Regions from separate parts of the Mus musculus genome. Here all the other regions are linked to region 1. The links are chromatin loops, found by intact Hi-C in ENCODE. Cell type or tissue: left cerebral cortex. All regions are shown on one strand.

The links. A loop is a pair of places that touch in the nucleus more often than their neighbours do. Peaks named below come from ENCODE experiments on the same cell type or tissue, not always from the same donor. Only the 100,000 strongest peaks of a DNase experiment are listed, where the experiment ranks them.
Region 2: a loop joins it to region 1, with 2.1 times the contacts of the local background. A loop is called at or near these places in 6 of 42 quality-filtered maps.
Region 3: it touches region 1 in a loop (8-fold over the local background); 2 of 42 quality-filtered maps call a loop at or near these places.

Annotation. Positions count from the first base shown.
Region 1 is chr9:62,743,679-62,746,178 of GRCm38, forward strand. Itga11 (integrin alpha 11) reads left to right here. Exons shown (of 30, transcript NM_176922.5): 8 at 248-392; 9 at 804-969; 10 at 2,228-2,298. Among named protein-coding and RNA genes, the nearest start is that of Fem1b, 67 kb to the right of the region's middle. In left cerebral cortex, CTCF peaks have their summits at 174 (motif pointing left) and 1,049 (motif pointing right); a DNase peak (open chromatin) is centred at 1,067.
Region 2 is chr9:62,826,902-62,829,401 of GRCm38, forward strand. No RefSeq gene overlaps it. Among named protein-coding and RNA genes, the nearest start is that of Cln6, 11 kb to the right of the region's middle. In left cerebral cortex, CTCF peaks have their summits at 1,299 and 1,976; DNase peaks (open chromatin) are centred at 1,304 and 2,027; H3K4me3 peaks cover 912 bases; H3K27ac peaks cover 1,204 bases.
Region 3 is chr9:63,123,017-63,125,516 of GRCm38, forward strand. No RefSeq gene overlaps it. Among named protein-coding and RNA genes, the nearest start is that of Gm25064, 9.0 kb to the right of the region's middle. In left cerebral cortex, a CTCF peak has its summit at 1,325 (motif pointing left); DNase peaks (open chromatin) are centred at 1,267 and 1,726; H3K4me3 peaks cover 662 bases; H3K27ac peaks cover 697 bases.

The sequences.
Region 1 (2,500 bases):
GAGATGCCCCAACAGCCTCTGGCTTCTACATGCAAATGTTCACTCTCACACTCAAACAGTGTACACACGCACATGTACTTGCACATGCACATCCAAGACCCAGCTGAGCAACTGGTGGAAGCCCCTTAGCTGTTGGAGTGCCCACGGGGTCTCAGTTGTGGCTTTGGTGGCTGCCCCCTAGAGGAAGGACACCAGGCTGCCCCAGCCCCGAGTTTCTCTTCTGACCCACCCCTGTGTCCCGTTCCAGCTCGGAGGCTTTCCAGAAGGGTGGAAGAAAAGGGGCCAAGAAAGTGATGATTGTCATCACGGACGGGGAATCCCACGACAGCCCAGACCTGGAGAAGGTGATCCGGCAGAGCGAGAAGGACAACGTGACCAGATACGCTGTGGCCGTAAGTCCTGCCCCTGCCTGGTTACACTGGCTATGCTCAGAGGTTCTGGCCTCACCCACACAAACACACATACACTGAGATTCTAGGAAGCCTGGCTCCCTAGCAAAGGCTCAAACGGCATCTTCCTCCGAACAACAGGTTGAGCGGGGTGTGGGGTGGATTTCTCTTCTTTATCCGGGGAGTTAAAAAAAAAAAAAAAGCAAGTACTGCAATCTACCAGATTCCAGAACCCCAGCTAACTTCAGGGGTCTTATTAGTACCTCCAAAGATATCTTTTTCAAAATGCCAGTGTCTCCTTGAGAAAGGCTCATGGCTGCAGTCCACCTCAGAGTCCTTGGTGTGGGGGTCTGTGAGTGTGGAGAAATCAATACTACATTCCGTTTTGTCGTCCCGACCTCTGTTCCCTGGCAGGTTTTGGGCTACTACAACCGCAGGGGGATCAATCCAGAGACTTTTCTAAATGAAATCAAATACATCGCCAGCGACCCTGACGACAAGCACTTCTTCAACGTCACAGATGAGGCGGCCCTGAAGGACATTGTTGATGCCCTTGGGGACAGGATCTTCAGCTTGGAAGGTGACCTGCTTATAAGTTTATACCTCAGTCCAAGGACTATAATTTCACCGAGCACAATGGTTTAGCAGAAACCATTGCTTTACCCAAACTGCCCACTAGTGGGCACCACTCTACTGGATCTGACTGGGCTGGGTTTTCTGAGACTGCTGAGGACTTTGTGTGTGTGTGTGTGTGTGTGTGTGTGTGTGTTTGGTGAGGGGATTGAATTAGCAAATATGTACTAGGAGTGCTTATGACAGACTTACACTGAAAACTTATGCACCGTTTCCCTAAGTTAAGATTCCACCATGTACTCCTATATTTTCTGTGTCTGCCTCTGTTTGAACCCAGCCTGACTCCATTTCCTGACACAGACTGTACATGTCACAAGGTCTCACTCTACCACTCCATATCTATGTGTAGATCAAAACCATACTTGAGCCTGGGGCTGTGGCTCAGTTGGAAGAGTACTTACCTAACACTCATGAAGCCCTGATTTCAAGCACCAGCATTGCATAAAACCAAACCAAGCAAGGCGTGCTCGCCTGTGAGGGCAGGAATAAGGCCAACCTTGGCTACATGGTGAGCCTGGGTTATATGGAACTCTGTCTCAAAAAACAAGAGCAGGATTTAATCCCCCAGTAGAGCAGCATCTGGGGCAGCCCTGCAAAGAATCCTGTTTGCAGAGACCTCATTCTTGCTGTGTATTTCTGTGATGGACCGTTCTCACATGGGGTTCTGTGATGGACGGTTCACATAGGGCTCTCAGCATCTGTGAGAGTTATGGAGAGAAATAAGAGGCAATGAGCATCCCAGAGCTTGAGAGGTCTGCAATGTGTGAAAATGGCACTCAACAGACATGTGCAAAGAGAACACAGTGGCCTCCCAAGCCAGAAATGGCACTCAACAAACATGTGCAGAGACCACAGTGGCCTCCTAAGCTTGGGCTTGGGCCTTGACACAACCCTGGAACTCAGATAGTCAAACCAGTGGGCCCTCCTGTGAATGGTCACTTCCAGTGATGAGAATGTGTTTTGATGGCTTGCTTGTTCAAGGGCCCCTCTGTGGAGTGGGCTTTCCCCACATGTGGCCTTTCGTGTGTGAGTCCACAGTGGTGATAAGCCTTAGGTACCAGCAACCAAATCCTGTGACCGATGGGAATGAGCCTCACCTCAGGGTTCCTCTCAGAAAAGAACCCCAGTTCCCAGGGTATCCCAGGAAACGGGACCCATGGGCTAACCAGTGATACAGAGCTGACATCTTCTCACTCCTATTTTAGGCACCAACAAGAATGAGACCTCTTTTGGGCTGGAGATGTCGCAGACTGGCTTTTCTTCACATGTGGTAGAGGTACAGGACCCTCTCCTCCTCCTCCTCCTCCTCCTCCTCCTCCTCATCCCCCTCCTCATCCCCCTCTTCCCCCTCTTCCCCCTCTTCCCCCTCTTCCCCCTCTTCCCCCTCTTCCCCCTCTTCCCCCTCTTCCCCCTCTTCCCCCTCTTCCCCCTCTTCCCCCTCTTCCCCCTCCTCCTCCTTCTCCTCCCTTTCCCTCTCC
Region 2 (2,500 bases), 83 kb after region 1:
AAAACCGAGAGTTTTGCACAAGGATAAACACAGTGGTAGAACAGAGACTAGGAAGTCCAGAAACAAGCCACACTATAGGAAAGGATCTCTCTCTGTCCCTCCCTTTTTTCTTCCCTCCCTCCCTAGTTCAATTTAAAAAAATAAAAAATAATAAAAATAATGAGCCCAGAAAGGTGACTTGAAAAGACGGCTCAGCTGGTCCTAATAAGAGGCCTTGCTGCTCCTGCAGATGGCCTTAGGTTCTCAGCACCCACATCAGAACCCAAGTTCATTTCCCAGTACCTACATCTCTCTCTGGCAGTGTGTGTGTGTGTGTGTGTGTGTGTGTGTGTGTGTGTGTGTGTGTGTGTGTGTGCATTCGCGCGCGTGCGTCTATGTGTGTGTGAAAGGGACCGAAGGAACAGGGTCCTAAAGTGAGCCAGGGTGTGTGTGTGTGTGTGCATTCGCGCGCGTACGTCTATGTGTGTGTGAAAGGGACCGAAGGAACAGGGTCCTAAAGTGAGCCAGGGGCTCCCTGGTATTCCAGGTATTTTGTTCTAGCAGTGAGAAAAGACTGCAGGTACTGAAGGCTAACCAAGCACTGTGATGCAGGACAGTGTCCAGCAGGCTCCAGAGGTGGCTTCTGGTGACCCGGGAAAGGATCCCAGAGTTGTAAAGGACCAGAGCTTGGCCTAGAAGGCAGATGGCAGGGGGGGATGGGGGGTCGGAGGCGGCAGCTGGAGAGATGGCTCAGCAGTTAAGAGCACCTGAGAGAGGGAGATAGGTTCCCTGCAGTCACGCTGGGTGACTCAACACCACCTGGAATTCCAGCTCCAGGGAATCTGGCTCTGCAGGTTTGAAGAGATGGATGGGGGCTGGAGAGATAAAGGCACCTGCCCCCAAGCCTGGGGTTCCCCGCCCGTGTGTGTGTGTGTGTGTGTGTGTGTGTGTGTGTGTGTGTGTGAAGGGTGTTGAATCCCCTAGAGCTGGCTTCATCAGGGAACCTCTGAGTGAACCTGTGTGTGTGTGTGTGTGTGTGTGTGTGTGTGTGTGTGAAGGGTGTTGAATCCCCTAGAGCTGGCTTCATCAGGGAACCTCTGAGTGAACCTGTGCGCGAGTGCGCGCGCGCGCGCACACACACACACAGACACACATGACAAGTTTCAAAAACAATACCCTATTTTATACGTCCCTATAGGAAAATAGAACTCTACTAGAGTTCGTGCTATTTTAGATACGTTTCCATTTTCAGCAGTCTTTCCTACCAGGATTTACTTTACCCAACACACTAAACTGCCACATAGCGGCGAAAGAGAGAAACTACAGGCTCCTTTTAAAAGCTGATTATTATTTGATGTATGTAAAGAATAAACCCAGCATCAGATAAACACTTGGAGACGGAGTGGTAGCGTGCCGCCTTACTCCCAGCACTCTTGAAGCAAAGGGGTAAAAATCTCTGTGGGTTCTGGGCCAGCCTGAGCTACACAGCAAGTACAAGGTCAGCCAGAAGTAACATGGTGTGACCGTGCCTCAAACAAACCAACGCTCAGAGACCCAACTTAAGGACTTGTATGTGACCTGTCGCTGTATCTTCCTTTCCTGTCCTACAGTATCTCTAAAGGTAACAGAGACAACAGAAAGCCACTCCCTCCCCCAGATGCTTTCAGGGCGGTCCCCTGTCGAACGTGACCTGAGTCACGTTCCCAATCAGTTTGCCCGTGATCAATTACAGAGCAGATACTGAGAAGTGAGTTTTGGAGTTAAAAGGCAAAAAAAAAAAAAAAAAAAAAAAAAAGAAAGGTTTTTCAGTACTGAGTATAGAGAATATGGGGTGTACACAATCTTCAGAAAGGCTGAGGGCACAAAGCAGCTTGAACCGCAGCTCCAGTGTGTGGCACCCAAGTGTTCGGCCCTGAAACCATGGCAACACGACGAAGCGCTTCGGACTGGCTCCCACGCCTGAGCTCGGGCTGCAGCGCCCCCGCAGGCCGTCCTCAGAAGCACACCGGGAAGCTGCAGGCGCCAGGAAGCTGCAGGGAACGCCCTTCGGCCTCTGCACGCGCCTGCAGCACTTCTGCCCAAGCGGTCAGCTCCCTTCCACTCACTTGACGAGCCTCTCGGGAGAACTTCCCTGTGTGCCCCGGGGCTGACTCTCATGCGGTCAAGGATTCTGGGAAATGTAGTTCCTGGCTTCTCTGTGCCGAGACTTAGGAATGGGAACTACAATCCTTTTCACTGCCACTGCAGGAACTGGCGTGAATATTGCCCATCCCTTTTCTCTCCTGTCTCAGATCCTTGATTTTATTTATTTATTTTAGCAGTTGTCTTAGTTAGGGTTTCTATTCCTGCACAAACCAAGAAGCATTTGCGGAGGAAAGGGTTTATTCAGCTTACATTTCCAAATTCTGTTCATCACCAAGGAAGTCAGGACTGCAACTCAAGCAGGTCAGAAAGCAGAAGCTGATGCAGAGGCCATGGAGGGATGTTACTTACTGGCTTGCATCGCTGGCTTGCTCAGCCC
Region 3 (2,500 bases), 380 kb after region 1:
TGAGTGTTGTGCCCTTGAATCACGTGCATGCAGTTGCTTGGTGAGGCCAGAAAAGGATATAGGAACCCCTGGAGCTTAAATTTCGAGTTGCGAGTTGCCCGGTGGATGCTGGGAATCTAATTCAGGTCTTCTGCAAGAGCAGCCAGTTCTCTTAACTACAGAGCCACCTCTCCAGGTCCTGGTTCCCAATTCTTGAAGAAGGTGGGTTTTTTTTTTTTTGTTTGTTTGTTTCATTTGGGTTTGGGGAGATTTTTGTTAGTTTTCTGTCTTTTTGTCTGTTTGTTTGTTTGTTTGTTTGTTGTTTCTCTGTATAGCCCTGGCTGGCCTCAATCTCAGAGATCCACCTGCCTCTGCCTCCAGAGTGTTGGGATTATAGGCATGTGCCACCGTACTTGGCTTTTGTTTGGCTTTAAGTTTCTGTTATTTGAGGTTTTATTTGTGAGTGTGGTTTTTAGATTTTCATTTGTTCCTTTCCTGTTTTGTTATTTGTTTTGCATTTTTTTGTATCGTTTTTGCCAGCTGAAGTGAATGATTGCTTTCTGGTATTACAGATGTTAGTGTTGAAGAATTTGAACCACACACAGAAAATGAAACCTTTCCCCGAAAGGTTAATCCAATTGCCAGAGCTGGCTCTGAAGTCGAGCTCTCTGCTTTAAGTTTTTAAAATGTGTCTGGGGACAGAGGCACTTTCAAGCAAATGCCACCCTCCTCACAAGTAAATAAACTCCCCAGCTGTAGTTCTTTAAGAAAGCACACTTGGTGTGGGGCTGCTTGTCCAGAGGGGTCCCTTTCTCTTGCAGTGGCTGGTTGTTTGTTTTGTTGTCCTCCCCACTCCATAGTAGGAAACCTCCAATCCAGACGGTTCCAGCCCAAGAGCTGGGAGTTGGGCCGCGAAAACCCCAGTTTCAGTTCTGACACACCGTTCAGGCCGGCAAAGGCTAGCATCTTTCCTTCATGTTCCCTGGTCCCCATCTTTCTGCCGGCTGGTCCACTTATACGACGCTAGTGGTTCCGAAGCTCCTGCGCTCCCCCTACCCCCATTTCCCCTTGAATCGGGACCCTTCGAAGTCTGTTCCACCTAGATAGGCGAGGCCAGAGAAGGGGAGTTGTCACGACCGGCGCTAGCAGCAGAGACAGGAGGCTGGCCTCCGAAGGCTGTTCCCACCCACTCATGGGTCTCTGGAGAGCAGGGCTGGCGGTGTGCAGAGCAGCTGGAGGCTCCTGGAAGGCGTCGCACCCAGGGCGAGCTCGCTTGCAGGAGACCAATGCCAGCCACAACAGTGAGTGGCCTCCTGCGCGGAGCTGTCGCCCTCTAGTGGCAGCGTGAGAAAGGTACAGCTGTTCCCTGGGCCCCACCTCCCCTCGTCACTCTCTCAGACCAGAACTGGAACTTGCTAGAAAGGGAAGCCAGACACAAGTAAGTCAGGACTGGAACCTGGGACTCCAGGCAAATTCCCCATTCAACTGACATCTATAAGGACCTCTAGAAACTATAAGGAATAAGCGTCCCAGGCTTGAGATTTGACTCAGGCTATTGCAATAAGAACAGTTGTTAATGAGGAATGTTTAAAACAAAAGGGAAGAGGGCGGGAGTATTAGATAGATAGGCGGGTAAAGAGGTCACCAGAGAGCACCATAGGAAGGAAGGAAGGAAGTGAGGAGATGGCCTTTTCTCGGAACATGCATATCGTGTGGTCGATTCCTAGCTTTCTCCCGGAACCCAAATTTAGCAGTGAGAATGTTGTCAGCTCAGGCTGCATTTGCCAGCACTGTAAACAGCAACACGATATTGTCATTTGTGAGAGGAAGGAGGAGGCGCTGGGAAGATGGCTCAGGGGTTAAGAGCACTTACTGCTCTTCCAGATGAACTGGAGTTCAATTCCCAGAATCCAGCTCACCACTCCAGCCCCAAGAGATGGGTACTATGTGCCCGCCCGTCCGCGGGTGCACACTCACACACACACACACACACACACACACACACACACACACACACACCTACTTTTTAAAAAATGTTAAAGGAGAAGAAGAAAGGGATACTGGGTGGCCCCTACTATTAGGCAGAAGGGGGATTCCTAGGTCCAGACAACGGAAGTCAAGGCAGGAGCCAGACTGACATGCTGAGTCTAGGGCTGGGGCTGCACGAGGCATAGCTAGATTGCTGAAGGTGGAGACATAAAAGATTGTTCAGAGAGGGACGTCCCCTCGGATGCCCTCCCTCAGTCATTCAGCTGTTACATCTTTAATAATCTTCCCTACTGTTTTCCCACAACATGCCTGGTTATGGCACGGCCCTGTGACCAGTGACACAGCTTTCCCCTTCATCTCTGAAGACCCTCTTAAGAGATGTGCTTTCAAGCCCAGGCCACCCTGCTCTACCCAACTTCTGGCCTATGATCCTGCCAGTGAGGAGAGGTGAGCTTTCATGATCTCCTAACAAGGACTCCAAGTAGAACTGTTGTCTCTGGAAGTCCCAGAAGGGAGTTTGGGTGTGTAGCTC